Regions from separate parts of the Mus musculus genome. Here regions 1 and 2 are each linked to region 3. The links are chromatin loops, found by intact Hi-C in ENCODE. Cell type or tissue: heart. All regions are shown on one strand. Region 1 has its middle 13 kb from the start of Noc4l. Region 2 holds the start of Ep400 (E1A binding protein p400). Region 3 overlaps Ttc28 (tetratricopeptide repeat domain 28).

Region 1 (8,000 bases), 280 kb before region 3:
CACATGTGGTAAAGATATGTTTTTTTTTTAAATAGCGGCATATAGACATGTAATTGAATAACAGCAGCAAACAATAATGAGTAATCTGAAGGAAGCTCACTCCTTTCTGCTACCCCTGGGAGGGGCATGAAAACACATTCCAAGAACAATTCCACGCTGTGAGAAAACCCTAAGCTCACAGGACCCTGTCTTCTCGGAGTCTTCTCACAAGGACTCGGCGTCCCCTTCACGTGACTTCATTCCCGGCCCGTGCAGACCTGTGCCAGCTCCAGCAGGCCACGGAGTGTGAAGATGAAGAATGGGCCCCCATCTGGTGGCCACAGACACACACCTCTGTCACATCTTTAAGGTTCAACCGATGTCCAAGAATCTTGTTTCCAATAAACCAGAAAGGAGCCACCAAGCCTCCAGGAAATGAAGCAAACGCTTGCACATAGATTCAAGATGAAGTCAATAAAGCAGTGACAGACACCGGGAGTCAAGCAGGTGACAGATGTGAGGAGAGTGGGCGTCACAGAGGCCTACCAAGGACTAAGGAACAGGAGTATGGGAGGGAGCTTCCACTTTGTTTGACACAAGCCGAGGACTCTTGAATAAAAAGAGCCCTCGGTGTGAGCTGAATTCCTACTCCTTGGTGGTCCCAGTCATGTGGGACTGAGATATTGCTAGTATTCAAAGGATGTTTTTATAAGGGCACAAAGTCCCAGTATAGATAAATGAACACCCGGGAAAGAGCCTTTTAAACCTGGCGGCTGATGAAGGAAACAGTTGGTCAAATACTTCAGAAGGGGATCTGGAAGCACAGATTGTGAGCCCCTAGGAACTACTGTCCGTTCTGAGTTGGTAGCCACAACGTAACTCATACAGGCCTAGGGTTCACTGTCACCACAGCTCAGAAAGCAATGGATGGTAAAGGGAGATGGGAGAATAGGCCCTTCAGGGGGACACTGACCCCAGAGAATTAAGAACAGGTAGCCGATCTCACCAGAGAGGGAACAGGCTCTGGTAACTGTCACCGGCTAAAACCAAGCCTGCTGACTTGTTTCCTAAGTGGGAATAGTGACCAGCCTCTTCTGATGGTTGCAAGGCCTGCTTATGGCTGTCACTCAGCTGCCCCTAGATCTCCTTATGGTTGGATGCCAGCCACAGCCTTCTAGGTCTGAGTAGACAGCCAGCAGCTGCTACAGAGGTTCCTACCTCAGGGGGACCCAGCCCTGACCTAGGAAGCTATTTTAAAAAGAGTTATCTGTGTCCACCAAGCCAGCCCAGCTGTAGAATAAATGCTGTTGTACTTTGTATATTCAGTTCCAAAGCAATTTGCACTCTGGCCACTGTACTAGAAGGGACACAGGCACAGACTACAGAAGGTATTCCTGAGCTAGCAGCTTGGCTCTGTGATGGTAAGAGTGTAGCTTTTTCTAGCAGCTACTGACCTAGAGGTGAGACCCTGAGAACAGATGAAGTTCCCTAGGGAGCATCCATGTACCCCAACCTCTAGTGGGGCAGTCATTTTTAGCTGGGGATGTTTGCCAAAGCACCAAGCATGGCTGTTATTTGGGAAGTATGTCACTGACATCTTCGTCCCTATAGCAAATTTGCTAAGTGCCAATTAGATGCTCAAGTGTCTCCACCTCCCTTCGGGCATGGGATTCATTACTTGTGAGTATGACTCGATTGCCTGAAGTATTTGCATCTCTAGGTAGAAGACAGGAGGGACAAAGAAGAAAGGACGAGGAGGAAGAGAAGAGTCATAAGGTGAAGCCATTGCACATTGAAAAGGGAGACTTGTTAACGCACAATAACTACTCAGTAGATGGGGCTGCAGTGAGCCCCTTATATTCATTCCTCTAAGACTCAAGAAGAGAGGGGGCTGGAGAGATGGCTCCGTGGTTAAGAGCACTGACTGCTCTTCCCATGGTAGCTCACAACCATCTGCAATAGGATCTGATACCCTCTTCTGGTGTATCTGAAGATAGCAACAGTGTACTTATATAAATAAAATAAATAAATCTTTAAAAAAAAAAAAGACTCAAGCAGAGAGGCCTCTCCTCTGCCTGTGTAGTCATAACAGAATACCTGAGAAATACTAACTAGGAAAAACAAATTAACGATCTGGAAATTCACAGTCAAGATGCCCTCAGTGAGGGCCTCCTGCTTCATGGTCACATAAGGTAGAAAACACACACACTGTTTGTATTCAAATGTTAGTACTGGTTCCTCGAGAGAGTCTCCTCACCCCACCCCACCCAGCAGACTACCTCGTCCTCAGGTGATACCATGTTGACCTCCCATTTTAACTGCCAATAAAAGGCTAGAGCCTGTGATTGGGCAGTGGAGGGGAAAAGGTGGGACTGGAGAGGGAGTAGGAGGCAGAGGAAGAAGGGGAAAGAGGACAGAGGAAGAAGGAGGAGGAAGCCATAATGGGCCAGAACCGCATGGCTGGGAGAAGCCGCAAGCAACAAGGGGTCTCATAGCTGGGGAATAAGTTAGTAGTATATTAGATTTTCCCAATCCACTCCCCTCAGCCCCATATAAATAACTAGGGCTGATCTCTAAAGGTGCACCAGGATGGAAATTAAACACCAAATGGGTCTAAGGGGTCTACAGACTGAGGCTCCCTCTCCAAACCCCAAGCAAACCTCAGCAACCAGTGGCAGCGCCCCTGCCCTGAGCTGGACATAGGCAGCGCCATAACATGGTTTGGGGGGGGGGGGGTCCCTGCGCCTACAGAAGAACCAAGGACCCTGGGGCACGACTGCCTGAGAAGCAGCCTGCAGTCTTCACAGCTGAGGATCAACAACTGAAAACACACACACACACACACACACATACACACACACACACACACACAATACAAAAAACCAAAATCTAACTTTCCAAAGCTTTCTCTCACAGGCACAGCTGGCTGATCTGGGTATCTCTACCCCGAGCAGGCCTTCCTGCGCTCGCTTTTCCTGTATCCCCCACGTCTAAACTGGACACGGAACAGCCAGACCTGCTCTCCCGACTGCAAGCTGCCTGAAATCAGTGCACATGCTGCCGACTGCAACCCAAACAAAAGCCAGAGAGAGGCTCAGAAGTCCCACGTCTTTCTACAGTTAGCCACCACCACCCACTTCCTGCGAATAAGATTCCGAGAGGACTGCAATGTCCTGAATCGAACACCAGGGGGAGACAAAGGTACAAGAAGCTCCAGATCAGGTACTGAGAATTCAAAATTGACAATCACAAAAATTAGATACCTCCTTTAATCCCAGCACTTGGGAGGCAGAGGCAGGCGGATTTCTGAGTTCAAGGCCAGCCTGGTCTACAGAGTAAGTTCCAGGACATCCAGGGCTATACAGGGAAACCCTGTCTTGAAAAACTGAAAGAAAAGAAAAAAAGAAAAGACTGGGCAATACAGCCTAAAGAAAACACAAGAACTAAAGGAATTTGTAGGTCATGCTAAGCAACAGAGAGAAGAAAATGAATACAGCCTAGAGGAAAATCTGGAACGAAAGGTACAGGATTCTATTGGTCAAGATAACAGAGAGAGGAACATGAAGGTTAGAGACAGGAGCTGGAAAAGATGCTAGAACAAAGAATGCAAAATTTCACAGGTCAGAATGAGCAGCAGAGAAGAAGAAATGAGAATTGGAAGTGAGACTTGGAGGAGAATCTTCTAAAATTAATCAGTCAAAATAAAATAGACATCACAATATCAGGATTACAACATAAAGAAAAAATAAGGTGAAGGGGAGCTCTGAGCAGGGGGTGCAGACACTTAAGGAACAGGAGGAGCAACAAAAGGAGAAGTCTGAGGCATGGGGGCAAGCTTTGGAGGAGAGGTTACAAAAAGATATTATTAGGTTGAACAAAACACCAGGATGACAGAGATACAAGCGCTAGAGAAATATTGGCACAGGGGCTGGAGAGATGGCTCAGTGGTTAAGAGCACTGACTGCAGCCGGGCGGTGGTGGCACGCACCTTTAATCCCAGCACTTGGGAGGCAGAGGCAGGCGGATTTCTGAGTTCGAGGCCAGCCTGGTCTACAGAGTGAGTTCCAGAGCAGCCAGGGCTACACAGAGAAACCCTGTCTCGAAAAAAACAAAAAGACTGGAAGGATGTGGTAAAAGCAATATGAGAACCCGGGTCACCTTTATAATGGTGCTTGTGGTGGAGAGAAGAAGCAAAGGAGATAGCCCAACAAAATAAAGCCAGAGGTAAGAATATTTCTGAAGTTCTGCTGCTTGGGGAAGGTCATTTTGCTGAGCTAGAAGTAGACGCTGAATATGATGAAAGCTTGATGTTATGTGCTAAGGCAGCCTTAAATGCTTGAGACGAAGTCGCAGAAAGAGTAGAAAGACTTGAACCTTTTTTTTTTCAGGCCAAGCAAGGTCTAAAAGAAACATTCCTTGACTTTTTCCAAAGGTTGTCTTTATCTGTGGAAAGAAGTACATTGGATCCATTAGTAAGAAAGTCCTGAATCAAGACTTTATCTTTTGAAAATGGGAATGCTGAATGCAAAGAAGTAATCAGACCATTGAAGGCAGGGTCAGCATCAATAGAAGAGTGGATTAGACATACAGTGGATGTTAGACCCCGTTCACCTGATATGACCTTAACAGGAGAAGCTGCCACTAGAGGCCTTGAGGCCATACAACATTTCTTAATCGTGGTGAGCAAGGTTATGTCAAAAGAAACTTCAGAGAAACTGGGCAGTGGTGGTGCACGGCTTTAATCCCAGCACTTGGGAGGCAGAGGCAGGCAGATTTCTGAATTCAAGGCCAGTCTGGTCTACAGAGTGAGTTCCAGGACAGCCAGGGCTACACAGAGAAACCCTGTCTTGGGAGAAAAAAAAAGAGAGAGAGAGAAGCTTCAGAGAAAACCAAATTAATTCCAAAAGGGAGCCCAAGCCTCCTGGGATATGCAAGAGATGTGACAAAGGCCTAGACACTGGACTAGGGAATGTAAATCAACAACAGACAAATGGGGTAACTCTTGACCAAAAAACTCCCAGGGTATGGGGTGGGGGGGGCTCTCGTAGGCCCCAATGCCAAACAGGAAAAATTCTCTTCCTCAGGACAATTAAACACCACTGTTGAAAATAGATATTATAAGACCAGATAACAAGGTTAAGACAAATTCTGTAGATAATTCGAAAAGGGCCCCAAACCAATATTTTGGCAAACTTCTATAGAAGATCAAAGGCCCAAGGTAAGAATACTAGTAAACAATATTGAGATCAAAGGAATGGTCAACACTGGTGCAGATGTCACCATTATCTCTCCGAAATCTTGGCCTGTAGGTTGGCCACTTCAAGAGGTAGACATCCAATTTCAAGGAGTTGGGACTTCATCTCCTCTAAAGCAAAGCACCAGATTTTAGATTTACAGGGCCTGAAGGTCAGATAGGAAAAGTAAGATCATACATGTTATAACAATGGAAAGCACAAATTAACATCCCTTCAACTTTGGAAGCTAGCCACACCAGGCAGGCTCCTACTTAAAAAATCAAACTAAGCCGGGCATGGTGGCACATGCCTTTAATCCCAGCACTTGGGAGGCAGAGGCAGGCGGATTTCTGAGTTTGAGGCCAGCCTGGTCTACAAAGTGAGTTCCAGGACAGCCAGGGCCACACACAGAAACCCTGTCTCGAAAAACCAAACCAAACCAAAACAAAAAACAAGCAAACAAACAAAAAAATCAAATTAGTTAAGGAATGCTATCCAAGACAGTTTCAGACTGTCCAGGATGTCCATAAATAAGATACAGCAGGGGCTGACTGAAAGATCCTGACAGAGTGTAAAAGGTCACAGAAACCCTGAAATTGGCAAAATAGATTTCATTGTTAGCAGAACTAGCTTCACTGATTTAGAAAAATAGAGGTGCACAATGCTCTGGCCGCTCCTTGAACCTGTGTGTCCGCCAATGTTCTGACCGTTCCTTGAACCCAGGTGTGTGCCCACTGCTGCACAGGTGTTTGTGATATTGGTTGCTGGGATAGAGTCGGAAAATCTCCACAGCAACCACAGTCAGGGCCAATCCAGAGTTACTGCACCTGCACCAGACTCTTTCCTTGTTTCCCTCCCACACCCATTTCTTGAGAAATCAATCATTTTAGAATAGACATTGTTTAGATCTGGAAATCCCCTACTCCCTCCTTCTCCTTTCCCCCTTGAAGACCTATAAAAACTGGGACCCCTTTCCCCTTGGGGTCGACTCCTACCCCTGCGTGGGATACGAGTTGTTCCCAGAGCTCTGGCTTTCCCCCAATAAAGCCTTGTGTGGTTTGCATCAAGTTTGGTCTCTTGTGAGTCCTTGGGGGTCCGCTATTATCCTGAGACTTGAGTGAGGGTTTCCCTTCGGCGGTCTTTCATGACAATCCAACTTTACATCGGGAAGCCACTGCTAATAAGACACCAACAGCCTTACCACTAAGGTAGTTCACTGACCAACCCATTTGGATTGAACAATGGTCTATGACAAAAGAAAACCTACAGGCACTAGAACAGCTAGTCCTGGAGCAGCTGGAGGCTCAGCGTGTAGAAGAGTCCACCAGCCCTTGGAAGTCTCTGGTATTTGTCGTTAAAAAGAAATCTGACAGATGGAGGATGTTGGCAGATCTCACAGTGATTAATAAGATTATTCAGCCAATGGGTTCCCTGCAGCCTAGAATCCCATTGCCTTCCTTGTTGCCTAAGGAATGGCCTATCATAGTGATTGATCTTAAAGACTGTTTTTTCACAATTCCTCTACATGAACGTGATAAGGAAAGGTTTGCTTTCTCAGTACCTACCTTTAATAGAGGTCACCCAATAAAAATTAATAGAAGCCCAATAAAAAGATATTATTGGAAAGTCTTTCCACAAGGAATGTCAAACAGTCCTACCTTGTGTCAATATTTTGTACCACACCCATTGGAGATCATTCATAAACAATTCCTCCTCAATCCATTATTTATCATTATGTGGATGATATCCTATTGGCTGGTTTGAATACAGATACCCTGGAGAGAATTTTTGATGAAAATGTTTGATGAAGTAAAAAAAAAAAAATCTTGCCTTGTTTGGGATTTAGTATATAGAATAAGTACCAAAGGTTAGATCACAAAAGAGTGCAACCCGGGAGAAACCAATCAAACTCTTAATGCTTTTCAGAAGCTACTAGGGGAGATTAACTGTCTGTGGCCTGCAATTGCTTGGCCACTCAAGAGCTAAGCAATTTATTTCAAACCTTACAAAGTGATAAAGATTTAATAGCCCAAGGCTGAAAATGAGTTAGCGGTGATGAAAAGGAAATTGCAGCATACACATCTAGATCGTATCAATCCAAAGATGGCCTGCACCTTAGTTATCTTGACTTCTACTCATTCCCTTAGAGGAATTCTTATGCAGAGGGAATATCTTAGAATGGATACATGTCCACACACACTAGAAAGCAAAACAAATGAAAAAATATAATGGCTATATGATGTTTTACTATAATTTTCTAAGTTTAGTATGTCCCAAATGCTGCATGGACATGCTTCTATTAAAAAAAATGCTTTTGTCAGGGCTAGAGAAATGGTTCAGACATTAAGAACCCAAGTTTGAGCCGGGTGTGGTGGTGCACGCCTTTAATCCCAGCACTCAGGAGGCAGAGGCAGGCGGATTTCTGAGTTTGAGGCCAGCCTGGTCTACAGAGTGAGGTCCAGGACAGCCAGAGCTACACAGAGAAACCCTGTCTTGAAAAAACAAACAAAACAAAACAAAACCAAGTTTGATTTTTTTCTTTTATAAAGATGTATTTATTTTATATATGTGAATACATTGTCGCTGTCTTCAGACACACCAGAAGAGGGCATCAGATTTCATTATGAATGGTTGTGAGCCACCATGTGGTTGCTGGGAATTGAACTCAGGACCTCTGTAAGAGCAGTCAGTGCTCTTAATTACTGAGTCATCTCCAGCTCCCCCGAGTTTGATTCTTAAGACCTACATGTCAGCTTGTAAATATCTGTAACTCCTGTTCCAGGAAAT
Region 2 (8,000 bases), 150 kb before region 3:
TGCATACAGACACCACATCCTTTCCCACTCAGTCCCAGATGACCACCTAAGTTGATTCTGTATCTTGGATATTGTGATCAGTGCTGAAAGAAACAAGGTTGTGCATGTGTCTCTTCTGTATACTGACTACATTTCCCTTGGATATATACCTAAGAATGGGATTGCTCAGTCAAAAAAGTAGCTTCACTTTTTAGTATTTTTGGTTTCTCCCATTCTGGATCCACTTTAGCACTATTAATTTACATTCCAACTATATATCACAGGCTCGCCAACATGTTACTGTCTTTTGTTAACTGTCAGTTTAACTGGGATGAGATAACATCTAACTATGATTTTAATTTACATGCCCCAGTAATCCATTTAACTCAGTTTAAATTCTAACTTTATTTTTATATATTTCCTTCAAGACATGACTTCACTATGTAGCACCTGGCTAGCCTCAAACTCATAGAGATGAACCTGTTTCTGCTTCCCAAGCATGGACCACAGTGTCCTGATAAATTCTAATTTTAGTTCAACCTCTACAAGACACACACACACACACACTCCCTGAAAGCCAGAACATGTGGAATTGGTACTTAGAGAAATGGCCACAGAAAATCATGAAGGGAAAGGCTTACCTGACCAGTGAACTGTTTTATCACAACTCCCACTGGCCCACCACACAGAGCAGGTTTTGGGGTTAGCACTTGCTATGGCCAGTATTGCTTAACTGGTCTCCATCTTATATAAAAGACAACTCAATGAGAGCCAGAACCCAACTGGGGCTCAACCTCCAAAGCAGAACAGTGGCAGCTACACTAAAAGGTCTTCTATCACCCAATCACTGAGGTCTAGCTTCTCTCCTCCTCCCCGACAAAGAACCCTCACATTTCAAAATTCTTCCTTCAACCTGAGACCCACGTTCAAGAACACTTTCCATACCCAAATAATTCATTTGAAAGACACCAAAAACTAACACCCTTTACTAAGGGTGTTAAAACATCAAATGTTTAAGAATAAGGGGTATGGATAACTCAGTGGTTAAGTGCTTGCTTTGCATGTGGAGGAACTTGAATTTGATCCCCAGTTCCACACACATTAACAAAAATTAAACATATCAAAAATGAAGCGTTCAGCCAAGTAGGGCAGCACATACCTGTCTATAATGGAAGTACTCAGAAGGCAGAGGCAAGAGGATCACAGGTTCAAGTTGAGGATAGGTCTACATAGTTCAAGGCCACCTATGGCTCACCAACCAAAAAAATAAATAAATACAAATAAAAAAGATAATGCTTCTACTTGTTTGCTAACAGCCTCAAGAAACTCATGGACAGGGGCTAATAAAAAGATGGCTCAGCAGTTAAGAGCACTGCCTGCTCGTCTAGAAGGCATGGGTTTAATTCCCACCACCAACATGGTGACTTACAATCCTCTGTAACTCCAGTTCCAGGGTATCTGATTCCCTCTTCTGGCCTCTGTGGGCATCAGGCACCCAAGTGGCACAGAGATATACATGTAGGCAAAACACCTATACACACAAAATAAAAAAAAAAAACAGGGTTGAAGAAACAGCCCAGGAGTCAAGAGCATATGTGCTCTTCAAGAGGATCTGAGTTTGAATCCCAACACCCATGCTGGGTAGCTCATAACCACCAGAAGATCAGACACCCTCCTGTCTCGTCAGGCACACAAGGCAGACAGAGACATACACACACAGAATATAAACATATACAAACACATCACACACACACATACACATACACACACACACACACACACATTTTTTTTTTTAATTTTATGGACAGCCAGAACAAAGCCTTCAGAAACAGGGGCGCCTAATCACTGGAGAGGCGATGACCAAAAGGCTAAGTAAAGATGCTACAGAAAATGGAGGAAATGGTGACTGAGAGCACACAAAAAATTCCCTCCCACCCAGGAATACAAGGCAGCTGAGAGCTGAAAGAGTTAACTGGAGGGGAAGATTAACCCAAGGAAAGGTTACTATGTAGTTGTAAATAAGGTGGCCAGAAAACAACAGACAGCCATTCTGAGGAATGCTATGTTATGACCTTGAGTGGGCCACAAAGAGCAACCCAACACAGAAGCCAAAACACCAGTAAATGCCTCACAGGGACAACAGTATCAACAACATTATGAGGCAGTTATTGTACTGTTGGATGATCATGGTACCTACACAACTTAAAACAGTTTCATTAGATAATGCCAAACGTTTTTTTAAAGTTAGAAGAATACAATAAAAGGAAATAATGACACTTTCGATATTAGGCTATCTTGAGATTTTAAACATTTGGTGGGGAGGAAGATGTGGAGTAGACCTTCAATCCTTTAGTACTCAGGTGGCAGAGGCAGGTAGATCTCTTTTGAGTTCGAGGTCAGCCTGTTTCAGGACAGCCAGAACTACTCAGTGAGACCATGTGTTTTTTGTTTTTTTGGGTTTTTTAAAATATATAAATAAATTAAGGGGGTTAGAGGGGGCTGGGCACTGCAGCAGGAACCAGCACTCCCAGATACGCAAGAGACTGAGGTAGGAAGATAACCTGAGGCCAGGATCTGAGGCCAGCCTGGGACACAAAGATTCCTCTCAATGGCAAGTAAATAAAAACAGCCAGGCATGATGTCTCACACCTGCAAACCCAGTATCAAGGTGGAGGCATCTGGATTGCTAAGAATTACAGACCAGCTTGGACTACTTAATGAGTCTAGTCCAGGCTGATTCGGACTTCCATGAGACTTTTTGTCTCAGAAAACCTAAATACGTAAAAAGAAGATTTAAAGTTAACATGTGGTTTGCCTTGTGGCCATCCAAATTGTATAATTCATATTCATTCATTCATTTTCTCTCTCTCTCTCTCTCACACACACACACACACACACACACACACACACACACCCAGGTACAAGAATCGCGGATCTTCGTGAGCTCAAGGCCAGCCTGGTCTAAATGGCGAGTTAAAAGGCCAGCCAAGGCTCCAGGGTAAGACCCTGACTTAAAATGGAAAAGCGAAACAAAACCAAAACCGAAACAAAACAAGGACCGTTTTTGCCACACGTATAATCGAGAGCACAAGTGACAAGTGCCAGGGATGAGCGCAACCCCCAATTCCAAGTCGCGGTGCTCCAGGATACTGGACCTAGGGACAGACCTGCGGAGACAGCGGCTCGGCGGCTGATGGTACACCTCCGAGCCCCGGCCCGGGGAGCTCTGCCAGATCCCCGGCGTCCTTCCCGCTCTGTCTCCGCTCAAGGCTCTACGTCGCGAAAGGAAGCCCCGCGCGCCGCGGACCAACGGTGCCGCGGGCGTTAAGAGCCCCGCCTTCCCGAGCGCTCGGAAACGGCCGCGCGCCTGCCCAGAAAGAACGGCGCACTCGAGAGCGCTGACCAGAGAAGGGCCTTGCTGAGGCCGGACCACGCGCCGAGCCACCGACCGGTCCCCTCTCAGCGCCGCCCGGCCCCTCGGCCCCGCCCGCCCACGACAAAGCGCCGCCGCGGCCTGGGCCCGCCGCGACGCCAGCAGCAGCAGCACCGCTAAACACAACCGCTCGGCACGCCGCCGTTGCCGCCTACCACCCACCGTCCCGCCTCTCACCCGCTGACGCTATCCCGTTCGCTTGCACCGCGAGCAAAAGCCGCGCTCCGCCGCGTCAGGACAGCCGGGAGGCTCGAGCGCGCCGCAGCCGCTCGGCACATCCGGGTCCACGGGCACAGGAAGTAGCAGCGCCGGTGCTACGGCGCGCGGCGAGGGACTAACGGTACCTATCCTGTAGGGCCGCTCGCAGCCGCGCGGGGTCGCCTGAAGCTGAGGCGCTGCTGACGGCGGAGGCAGGACCGAAGCGGCTTCTTAAGCAGGCGGTTAGGGGCGGAGCTGTATGCAGGAGGTGCGTTGGGCGGAGTTTGGAGAGCGGAGAGCCACCTCAGGGCCGCCTCCGAAAGGCCTCATCCGTACGAGGCGGGACCGCTTCGGACAGGACGAGGGGAGTCGGCGCACGCGCAGGGAAGGGCTGGGGGGGCTGAGGCGGTGCACGCGGGCTGGGGCGTGGCCTCATGGGTACAAGGCGGAGCCTCAGGCCTCGGGGAAGTTCCGGTAGACTCGGGAAGGGGCGTGGCCTCGTCAGTTGGGGGCGGACCCCGAGTTTCACTCAGTTACGCCACCTGGCGACTCGCTCCAGCGGGGGAGGCTGTTTAGGAAAGCTCGAGCGGACCTGATCGCATCCTCTGGGTGTGCTCCGCCTCCGTGGGAAATAGGGGACTAGCCCTATGAACAAAAAGGCGCCTGAGGCGCAGTGAGCAGAAGTCTGAAAATACATCCAGCATCATTAGACATCACAGAAATGCAAAAGAAACCACGACCCAAGAGGAGGTAAGATTGTAGTACGAGTTTGAAAAAGATTTTATATATATATTTTTTGTTGTTGTTGTTTTGTTTTGTTGTTTTGTTTTGTTTTGAGACAGGGTTTCTCGGTGCAGCCCTAGCTGTCCTGGAACTCACTCTGCAGACCAGGCTGGCCTCAAACTCAGAAATCCACCTGCCTCTGCCTCCCAAATGCTGGGATTAAATAAAGGCATGCACCACCACTGCCCAACAAAAGATTATAATTTTAAAAACACTATAAAAAAAAGGAAGAAATTAACTGAGCTTCGTGGCACAAGCTTGTAATTCAGTGGATCTCAGCCTATGGGTCACATATAAGATATCCGGCATGTCAGATATTTATTTCCATTACAACTTATAGCAGTAGCAAAATTACAGTTATGAAGTACCAATGAAATATGGTTGGGGGTCACCACAACATAAGGAGCTGTATTAAAGAGTCACAGCATCAGAATGTTTGAGAACCACTGCTATAATCCCAGAACTTGAGGCTGAAGCAGCAAGATCTGGGGTTCATGCTGGCTTCATCCATTCATCATGTTTGAGGCTGTCCTGGAATACATGAGACCCCATCTCAAAATAAAAAACAGGAGGGAAATGTGTTAGGAAGGAGCCAGTGGAAGTTGTAGGGAATAAGGGGAAATGAAGAGAAGGTGGATATGACCAAAACATACATGCATGAAACTCTAAAATAAAGGATCTTTTTAAAAGCTCAAGATAGGGGTTGGTGAAATGGATCAGCAGTTAAGAGCACGGACTGCTCCTCCAGAGGTCCTGAGTTTAATTCCCAGCAACCACAGGGTGGCTCACAACCATCTGTAATGTGACCCAATGCTCTTCTGGTGTGTCTGAAGATAGCTACAGTGTACTCATATACATGAAATAAACAAATCTTTAAAAAAAAAAAAAAAAGTCCAGGATAACTGGAAAGTTGGCTTAGCCATGAGAGGACCTGAATTCAGTTCTCGGAACCCACATCAGGTGGTTCACAACCATTTGTAATTAGCTCCAGATCTGACAACCTCTTCTGGCTTCCACAGGCATTCACATATACACATGACACACACACATACACATGACATACACACAAACACACACACACATTATAATTTTTAGAAACTTACAAGGGTTTCTGAGCACTGCTGCTTTTGCAAAAAAAAAAAATGAGGTTCCTAGCACCCACATTAGGGAGCTTACATGTACACACACTCACACACATACTTTTTTAAAAAAGATTTTATTTGTTTAATTAGGAGTGTGCACGTGTGTCTAAGTGTGGGATATGCATACATGAACGAGTGTCCTCAGAGGCCAGAAAAGAGGGCTGAGTCCTCTAGAGCTAGAATTATAGGTGGGTATAACCTGCACAGCACGGGTGTTGAGAACTGAACTTGGGCCCTCTGTAAGACCAGCAGGCACTTGTAACTGCTAAGCCATCCCACTAACCGCCAAAATAAATTGTCTATAAGTGTTTTGCCTGCCTGAATGCAGCCTGTTGGATCATCTGGAACTGGAGTTACAGATTGTATGGAGCCACTATATTGCTGCTGGAAAGCAAACCCAACTTCTCTGCAAAAAAAAAAAAAAAAAAGGAATACCCATTTTGAGGACATGACCCCTCCCTGCCTCACGGAGCTGTTACTCCTCTAAAACTGCTTGCTCGCCATTCCGAACAAACCAAAAATGCAGGTCATGGGATGAAGCCATCTGTGTAGGTCTAAGGGCCCCATAACACTGACTATGCTAGAGATCTGAGAATGCCTTCACCCATAAAAGGCGAGAGAGGTCTGGGAGGAGTACACTGTGGACTGAAAGGGCATTCCAAACCTAGTGCTGAGTAAGTGGCCGTGGCTGTCCAGGGATGAGGGATACATGGTTAGCACATAAGAAAGGAGACCCAGTGCCGGGCGTGGTGGCGCACGCCTTTAATCCCAGCACTCGGGAGGCAGAGGCAGGCGGATTTCTAAGTTCGAGGCCAGCCTGGCCTACAAAGTAAGTTCCAGGACAGCCAGGGCCATACAGAGAAACCCTGTCTCGAAAAACCAAAAAAAAAAAAAAAAAAAAAAAAGGAGACCCAGAAGGAGGTGAAGAATACTAGGGCATAAAGGTGGGGGCTGCTGACGCACGGTCCCCCTTGAGGTCTCCCAAGAATAGGCAGCATGAAATCACCAGTGTAGCCACTTCAGAGAAAACCGGGATGGTCTCAAAGGACAGGTCCGGATGGAAGGAAGAGAGTATCAGCAGCAGCCGGGAGCAGACTGCTAGTGGCTACATCTACTGCCTGCCCAGCCAACCACACCCCGTGCTGACCTTCTGTGCCTACCCCTCAGCTATCCCGAACACAGCAGTGTTGCACTCATCTCACAGCCAGAAAAGGAAAATAGGCAAAGAATAATTCACTAAGCAAAACATATTTAATAGGAAAAAAAAAATCACTTTTTTTAAAAAGTGCCCTTTCATGCTAAGGTGTATACACACGATGCATGGGCTAAAGTCGGCAGCTGATTCCTGGGATGAGAATTTAATATCCTGAGGTTATGAAGCCAGGCTACATCCACAAGCCAGCCCCCGAATTCTTGGCTCCCCCCCGTCCTGAGTGACAGGCAGGTGCAGAGATTCCAGCCTCAGCACACACAGCAGTGGCAGGATCTACAGTTTCAGTCAGTGTCTCCATCCCCTTCACTGCCCTCCAGGGAACTGGGGACCTGTAGGAAAGGGCAAACAGGAAAAGGACCATGAGACCTAACCTGGAAGCACTCCCATGTGTGGGCCTTGGGAAAAATGAAGGAATCCTGGGTACAGTGCCAAGTGCTTGTTGCTGAGCAAAAGCACTGGTGGGGCACACTCCTTTAATCCCAGCACTTGGGAGGCAGGGGCAGGAGGATTTCTGAGTTCGAGGCCAGCCTGGTCTACAAAGTGAGTTCCAGGACAGCCAGGGCTACACAGAGAAAACCTATCTTGGGAAAAAAAAAAAAAGTACTCTACTAGAGGAATAGGAACAGACTGAAGCTGACCAAGCAGGCCCAAGCAGCCTATGCCTTTAGAGGTAACCAGATACACTGCTCAGCAGCTGGAAGCCCCATGCCAGCCCATGAGTAAACCTTGCCTAGGGGTGGGGTAGGAGCAGGAGGTAGCCCACCCCTCCAGGGACTGTATGGCTTTGGGGATTCTCTGCGACTCAGCTCCTACCCAGCTAATATGTGCGCATATGCACACCGTGAACACTCGAGACCAAAGTCCTTCCTACCTTGGCACCTGTGTCAGCCGCTCCAAGTGCAGTGCCACTGAAGTTGTGGATCGGCAAAGTATTGAGCCACTGGGCCATGGACCGCTCATCCCGCTCAGTGCTGACAATGGTAGGGTAAATGTACTGCTCCTTGAAAGCAGTCACCTTCCCTTCCTCCTGCGTCCAGTCCAGGGGCTCATGCAGCCCGTCACCGCCAAAGCGTTGATTGTACTTTTCAAAGTGAACCCTCTCCAGGACTAAGCCAAGCCCGGGTGCCTTGGGCACATCCACCTTCTCCTCTCCCCAGCTGCGCTCCAGGACACTCTCAGGGGCATAACCCTTCACAATGGCTACCACCAGGCCAACCATCTTCCGGATCTGGTGCATCATGAAGCTCTGGCC
Region 3 (8,000 bases):
GGGTTGCTGACTCTTTCAGCTCCTTCAGTCTTTCCCCTAACTCCTCCATTGGGGTCCCCATGTTTAGTTCAATGGTTGGCTATGGCATCTGCGTCTGTATTGTGACCTGATGTTTTATTAGTTTTATTAGTTGCAGGATTCTGTGATTTGCATTGGCCCTCTCAGTAGTACTAGAGGTTGGACATCTAAGTTCTGCATGGAGTCAAGCATCATTTAAAATGAAGAATTTGGTTTCAGGCTCGGGCAAAGAAGCCCCCTTATTTATTAAGTAATAAAGATGAAAATGCTGTTAAAAATGTTCAATTTTATAGCACATTGGGCATCTCTTCATAAATATTGCAAATTTAAAAAGTGCTTTATGTAAGTAGATGTAAATTTTTATTCTGTTATTTCTGTCTTGCACAGCACCTCATTTAGAAGCTGCTCCCTGCAGAGGGACGTATACTGAATATATAGCTATTAAATTCTTAACCCCTCAACAGTTCCCACTCACTTTAAAATATTAATGACTTTTGACTATGTAAGTCATACACGTAATTCCTTATGTGGTGTACATGCTGGGAACTGAGTGAAACGCCAGCTGATCTTCTCATGGCTTCATCCCTTTCTGGCACCTGACTCTGTCTCTGCAGATCCACTGCCAAAGGCAATTCTCATACCTAGTTTTGTTTGTACTACTACGGATTGCTTGTGCATTTAAAGATTTTACCTATAGCCATTAAATTATGTGTACAAGTATGCATGCTTATGAAGTTGTATTTTTATATATTCTCCTGGCCTGTGCCTTTACTTCCTTCTGTAGCTTAATACTTTTGTATCTGTTTCTTGATAACCACATATTAATTGGCCATTTTATATTGAATATATAGATGCTTAGAAAAATGTTTATTTGTATTTATTTATTGTGTGTATATATATGTGTGTGTATGTTTGTTTATACAAGTGTGTATGTGTGTTTGTGTGTGCATATATGTATGTGTTTGTCTATGTGTATGTATGTGTGTATATGTGTGCATGTGTGCCTGTGTTCGTGTGAGCAAGTATGTGCTCTGGGTTCCAGGCACAGGCTCGGGTCACTAGGCTTCTTTACAGTTATTTTTCCTCCTGAGCCATCCTGTTTAGATATCCTGTTTTTCAAGCTTTTAATAATACATTGTTTTATAGTGAATATATATTTCCTTGTAATTTTTATATTTTCTTAGATTGTTTTGACTTCATTATGTATTTTTTAAAAATGCACCAGGCATGGTGGTGCATCTCTTTATTCTCAGTACTCAGAAGGCAAAGGCAGGGGAATCTCTATGAGTTCGAGGCCAGTCTGGTCTACAGAGTGAGTTCCAGGACAGCAACAGCGACACAGAGAAACCCTCTCAAAAAAACAAATGCTGCAAAGAGTTTTAATTGTATATATTTTTCTACTTTTATTGTATAACTTTTGGTCATACGATCACACTTTAAAAGGCCTTCCATTAAAGTGCTCATTTTTATACTTAAGTGTTTCATCAAATTAGAATTTTAGTATAAGCATATTCATCCTCTTTTCTTAAAAGTTTTTTTTTGTATGTTTGAACATTTGCTTGCACATGTGTAATGTGCACTGTGTGTGTTCCTGGCACCTGCAGAATCTGGAACATGTCATTGGGTCCTATGGAATTGGAGTTGCAGACATTTGTGACGACCATGTGGGGGTTGGGAACAGCACTCAGGGCCTCTGCAAGAACAGCAAGTGCTCTTCTCCATTGGGCTATCTCTAGCCCTTCCAACTTCATTTTTACTCCAAAATAGCAACCCATATTTCTCTACTGATGCTGAATTTTGTCTTTATTATATTATAAATTCTCATTCTATTTGTATTATGTCTGAAGTTTATCTTTATTTTCACTGATATGTGTATTTAGCATCACAACCATACTAATAATCATTATCAGGTACACATTTTATTCATAATAAATTAAGCAATATAATTACATACTTTAGCATGTGAGTTGGATTAATTTTCCTCATTTCCATTTTATCTTACCAATGGGATTATTAACCCAGGCCTATTAACTTGAGAATCCAGCTAGTTTATTTTATCTTACCAATGGGACTAACCAGGGCTACTAACTTGAGAATCCAACTAGTTTATTTTATCTTACCAATGGGATTAACCAGGGCTACTGACTTGAGAGTCCAGTTGCCTAGTGTCATAGTTACTTCTCTGTTACTCTGATGACACCACAAGCAAGGCAGTGTACAGAAGAGAGATTGTTGGGGGTTTGCAGTTTCAGAGGGTGAGTCCTTGGCCATGTAGCAGGAAGCATGGTGTCATGCCTATAGGCATGCTGCGGGAGCAGTAGCTGAGAGCTTATGTTTTGACTTATAAGCATGATACAGATATAAATAATGGAACATCCTGGTATGGATTTTTGAAACCTCAAAGCCCACCCCTATAGCCAGGAGCTTTTCTATCTGTCTTCTTTGTTTCCAGAATAATGACTCTGAGACTTATTTATTTATGAATTAATGCCCAGGCCGTAGGCTTTGGCTTATTCTCTGACTGGCTATGCCTGCCACATGGCTAGTTACCTCTCCTCAGTCACATTTGTCAGTGTTGTCCTAGTCCAGGCGAAATCTGCTCATGACTCTTTCCCAGAATTCCCCCCACCCCCTCTGCTGGATGTCCCACCTTCCAATCCTGCCATTCAGCTCTTTGTTGATAGGTGAATGCTTCTACACAGTGCACAAGAGAATATCCTGCATACCCCAGTGGTACACTTCCTCCTAATCTTTCCTAAACAGTTCTACCTCCTAGTGATCAAGCTCTCAAACATGTGAATGTACAGGGCCTATTCTTGCTTAAACCTAGTTAAAACTTATCTTGGTATTTTGTATTACTCTTATGAAAAATAAGTCATAGATAAAACATTGATACCTTAGTGTCATTGAATCTTTCTGCTCAAAATAGGATGGATATTTATACTCGGTTCAATTCAGTAGTAATAAATGATATTTCCACATAGATCTTGCATGTTTTTTAGAACTATATTCTTAGGCCACTTATCTTTGTTGACTTAATATTTGGACTCATTTTCTCCTTTTCATCTTCTAAATGGTCGTCATTTATGTGTCAAAAGTTCTTTGGCAGTTTAATGGCTTTAAAAACAAAACATTCCACTTTGAAACTTAATGTTCACTTTTAAAGCAATTGTTACTTATTATTTTGTTAAAATTTATTTTTATTCATTTGTGTGTGTGTTGTATGTATCTGTCTGTCTGTCTGTCTGTCTCTATATATGCTCATGTGTCTGGGAGTGCCCCAAGAGACCAGAATAAGGTGTTGGGTCCTTTCAAGCTACAAGTTTACAGGTGGTTGTGAGTCTTTTAGTGCGGTGCTGTGTGACTGAACTTGGGTCTTCTTCAGGAGCTTTTAACTGCTGAGCCACCTCTTCAGCTTCTCTTAAAGAATCTTTGATTATCTTTTGGACTAAGTTGATATACTCAAAGTTGTTATAAGTCCTGTATAAAAGCCCTGAAATACACTAAGAATCATATATCCCATACCCTGGCCCTTGTAGACACCATTCACAAATTGCAGAGTGCATTAGCCACTTGCGCCCCAGTGATATTTGTTTTTCTTGTCACTTAATTAACAACCATGGGGCATATTTCCATTAACATGTGAATTAGCATCTTGTTTCTCTCATATCTAAGGGCCTAACCAGGCCAGTTACAGCAGTCAGGTTTTTAGAGTGTCTCTTTTTTGAGATTATTTCATGTTGCTAGTAGTTCTTGGTCCAGTCAGCTGACAGTTATTTAAACAGGGGAAGTTTTGTACACAGAATTATGAAGCTGTTATATAATATGTCTCTGTAAGCTTAAATCAATTCTCTAGGGTATTCCAGAGCTTGGGGGGGGGGGGGAGAAGGAGAGGAAGAGGGGGAGGAGGGGGGAGTGAGAAAGGGCAGATGTGTGGAAATCTTGCACATATTTGTTTGCCTCTTCTGAAAAGATGGAGAAGCAATACATTGGATCCAGAGACATTTCTGGCAGGGTGAAAATGGTTTGTATTTGCTTGCAGAGTGCAAAGTAGCTCTCTGGAACATTAGTTAATAGAGAATAAATTGAAATCAAGGATACTTGACATGCAGGAGGCCTGGAGTGCACAGTGTCCACGTAGCTGTAGCTGTAGCTGTGGTGCTGAGAGTGACTCAGGAATCTGCAAAATGAGCTCAGCACCTGTCTGCAAAGGAGGCAGAGTGGTCCACACCTGCAGCTTCTAGCTCATGGAGGGCTCAGGAAGATGTCACCAGGCTCAGCTGCAGTTGAGAGTTTCTGGTCACTCTTAGTACTCACTTGGGCAAATTCCAGAGAGTGTCCTCAGTGTTATCGCCTGTCTAAGAGCTAGAGAGCTCTTTCATGGACCAGTCCTCCAGTGCCCTCTACTGAGAAAGAGCCATATCATGCTCATGGTAGCAAAATTTTAGTAATGCAGAAGAGGAGCTGAAGGCTGAATTCAGAGCTTTGAGGCAGTTAAACATTAATGAATGTATCTATTCTTCTGCTCCCCAGGTCTGACAGAGTCTAGCTTGCTTCTGGAGTCCTGAGTGCCCTGTCCTGTCATAGGAAGTCACACATATTCTTACAAAGTGCCGGTCTGTCCTTCAAGGGCTCGGCTCCTTTCTCCTTGATCTTAGTGATGGTTTATACAGGTTTTTTGTTTATGTCCTGTTCCAGGGTTATGATTTCTTGTCTTAGAGTTTGTATATGTTTCTCTGCCATGGATTTTGTTTTTTGTTTTGTTTTGTTTTTGTTTTTTGAAACAAGGTTTTCCTTTGTAGCCCTGGTTGTCCTAGAACTCAGTATGTAGACCTGGCTGGCCTTGAACACACAGAGATGCACCTCCTCCCTCTGTCTGCCAGGTGCTGTGATTGGAGGTGTGGGTACCACTGCCTGGCTATAGGTGTATTCATTTCTCTTTAAAAGATTCTGGGAGAGCTTGGCTTTCATCTGTTTGTGTTAGTTATAGAAACTGAAATTCTTGTCAGACTCCTCTGCTGTCGACTTGTAGCAATTCTTTCTGTGTATGGGTTCGTTTTCTGTAATTTTTATTATTTTCAGTTTACTGTGATCTAAAATATTACATGGAAATTCCAGGATCAATGAACGTATCGGTTTTAAACTGTATACTGTTCTGTTTGTCAGGTATTTATTTACACTAGGTGCTCTGTGTGCTGTGTGGTCACTTGGATACCAGGTATAGACCTATTCTCTGATTTCTGAGACAGTATCTGTGTTCCTGTCACCCTTCACCTGGCTTCATGATGTCCCAAGTGCAGGAGTGGCAGTGCTAATGATGTCACTCACTGCAGTGCCATCATTGTTCCTTGTTGTTATTGGCTATATTGCTATCATTGTTTTCTGGTGTTATTAGTTATTTTTGTTGCTTTTTCTTTCTTCCCCGAGATAGGGTTTTTCTCTGTAGGGTTGACTGTTGTGGAACATGCTCTGTAGACCAGACTGGTCTTGAACTTGGAGATATGCCTGCCTCTGCCTCTCTCTGCCGAGATTAAAAGTGTGTGCCTCTAAGCCTGGCACTGTTGTCTTAATGCACCTAATTTATAAATTAATCATAAGGAAATGTGCGTACAACTACTACAGTCTTACATCTTTTTGTGATCATAGTATTTTCTGAGTATTGCGCCATCAGGTGGTGCTGTCTTACAGCAACCTTCTGGAGTGTACACAAGCCTACATGTTGTAGTTCATCACTGCACAAAGACTTTTGATCAAGATAGGTGGTGAATGGGAGATGGGTGAGGTGGACACTTTACATTAAGCTTTTTTTATGTATAGAAAGTGTATGTATAGTAAGGTGTCAAAATTACAAAAACATGGGAAGCAGTAACAATTGTTTATTAAGATTTTCAGCATACGTGTCATGCATCGCGTTTCTTTCTTTTCTTTTATATGATCGGAAGCCCAGCAACCTTAAATCATCGTCTCCACAACAGTTGAATAATGCACTGCAGTGTTGAGATGACTGTTGTCACCAACGGGGAGGATTTCTCTGCTCCTTCATCGATGTCGGGGACTAGCATGCTTATGCTGCCAGTTGTTGGCTTTAAACAGGACTCACGTATAAGTGATACATGTTCAGCATTTGTTACTGTGTGCAGTTTCAGCATCTGCCGTTTCAGGATGTGCATCAGCTTAGAAAGTATCCATTGTGAATTAGGTGGCTACTCAAGTCCTTAGAGGGTTTGCACTTTGTACTTTAGGTCTCTGTCAATTTTATCAGATTGGTCTAGAGCAAGCCTTGTTGGTTTGAGAGTCAGAAAGACATAGTTTGATGCATTGAGGAGATAGCGCAGTCATTAAAGTCCTGTGCAACCATGAACACTCATGTAAGAAGCTGAATGTGGTGGAGATGCTTGTAATTCAGGTGCTGGGAGGTAGATCTAGTAGATCTCTGAGACTCACTCGCTCACAGCAGCCTAGCTGCTCCCAGTAAGAGCCTGCCTTAAAAACAGGATTGATGGTGCCTGAGGAGGAAGGACATCTCATATTGCCCTTGGCCTCTATGTGAACATTCGCTTGTATTGCACTCAGACCCACAGCAGGTTGGAAAATCTAGTTCCGCCACTTAACTGCAGCCATGGTGTGATGCTTGTTTGTAAACCTGGGTTCCTAAGACATGGAGTGAGGTACAGTGAGTGTTGTTTCCTTGCTGCAGGTGTGTGTTGGTGTAAGTAGCTGCAGCACCGGGCTTTCAGTTGATAAAGGAGAGTTCTGTGCTTCAGAAGAACGACATAATGTTTTGGTAGAGAATACATTGTGGAATGTCTAAACACACATTGGCATATGCACTGACTCATGCGCTGGCCATCTTCTGGTGATGAGTCGTACTCACATTTAGAAGCTATTATATTATATGTCCTGGTATGTGGTACGTATTTTACATTTGAACCACTCTTGTTTTCTCAGTCATCTGTATCTTATATTTTTTGATAGAATTTGTTTTTGAAATACTTAATTCTTTAAAAACTTTCTAAACATTGTGTGTGTGGGCCCCTGTGGGGTGTGTTTATTTGTGCTGTGTGTGTGTGGTGTAGTATAGTGTGTGTGTATATATGTGTGTGGTGTGTCTATCTGTGTTTTAAGTTGTGTGAGTGGGCATTTGTGTGTCTTTATGTGTGTGTGGTGTTTCTGTGTTGTATGTTGTGTGAGTGAGGTGTATGTTTGTGTGTCATCTGTGTGTGTGATGTGTGTGTATTTGTGGTGTGTGTATGTGGTATGTGTGTGTGTGGTCAGCACTTATGTGGGCACAGCAGAGTATGAAGGTCAGAGGAGAGCTTGCACCAGTCAGTTCTCTACTTCTGCCATGTGACTTCCTGAGATTGATTTTAGATTGTCAGGCTGGAACTGGAGGGAGACACAGGTGGCTGGGAGCCTCCTCCTGTGGGTGCTAAAGCTGCAGCAGGTGTTTTTAGCCAGCTGAGCTCCCTCTCCAGCACCCGAAGTGCTTAATCCTTAGGAAGCGCTACAATGAGCCAGACACTCTCGGGCTTCAGAGATTCATGGTGTTATTATTATAATGTACTTTAAAAAGGCGGAATAAAATCATCTTTTCCCAGATTGCATCAGTTCTCTTAAGTTCATTTGTAAATGGAAGTATGGTAGCATCTATTTTAGTTTAAACGATGTGAGCTGGGCATGGCAGCACACACGTGTGATCTCAGTACTTGGAGATAGATAGGGACAGGATAATCACAAGTTCAAAGTCAGCTGTGACTAACAAATTTGAGGCTTTGTGTTAGAAAAACTTCAGTAGACAAAAAGTATAAAAATTAGATCTTAGCAGGATGTAGTGGTGCACACCTCTAATTCAGCAATCAAGATACCCATACAGGAAGATTTCTTTGAGTTTGAAGCAATTCTGGTCTTCATAGTTCCAGGACTGCCAGAGCGACATAGTGAGACCCAAGTCTCCTCACCCCACAAAATCCTCAATTTTGTCT

The links. Hi-C counts contacts between places; a loop is a spot of excess contacts. Peaks named below come from ENCODE experiments on the same cell type or tissue, not always from the same donor. Only the 100,000 strongest peaks of a DNase experiment are listed, where the experiment ranks them.
Region 1: it touches region 3 in a loop (6-fold over the local background); 2 of 42 quality-filtered maps call a loop at or near these places.
Region 2: a loop joins it to region 3, with 3 times the contacts of the local background. A loop is called at or near these places in 7 of 42 quality-filtered maps.

The regions. Positions count from the first base shown.
Region 1 is chr5:110,636,566-110,644,565 of GRCm38, forward strand. No RefSeq gene overlaps it. Among named protein-coding and RNA genes, the nearest start is that of Noc4l, 13 kb to the right of the region's middle. In heart, a CTCF peak has its summit at 3,165 (motif pointing right); a DNase peak (open chromatin) is centred at 3,126; H3K4me3 peaks cover 276 bases; H3K27ac peaks cover 304 bases; H3K27me3 peaks cover 396 bases.
Region 2 is chr5:110,766,903-110,774,902 of GRCm38, forward strand. Ep400 (E1A binding protein p400) reads right to left here and starts at 3,815. Exons shown (of 52, transcript NM_029337.2): 1 at 3,590-3,815. It overlaps Pus1 (pseudouridine synthase 1), which reads right to left. Exons shown (of 6, transcript NM_019700.4): 5 at 7,620-8,000; 6 at 6,765-7,077. The coding sequence ends at 7,030. It overlaps Gm15559 (predicted gene 15559), which reads left to right and starts at 4,047. Exons shown (of 2, transcript NR_152254.1): 1 at 4,047-4,360. In heart, CTCF peaks have their summits at 3,817 and 4,134; a DNase peak (open chromatin) is centred at 3,819; H3K4me3 peaks cover 2,249 bases; H3K27ac peaks cover 1,853 bases.
Region 3 is chr5:110,919,146-110,927,145 of GRCm38, forward strand. The region is part of intron 2 of Ttc28 (tetratricopeptide repeat domain 28); the gene reads left to right. Among named protein-coding and RNA genes, the nearest start is that of Ttc28, 43 kb to the left of the region's middle. In heart, CTCF peaks have their summits at 4,428 (motif pointing left) and 5,670; no DNase peak of the experiment used is centred here.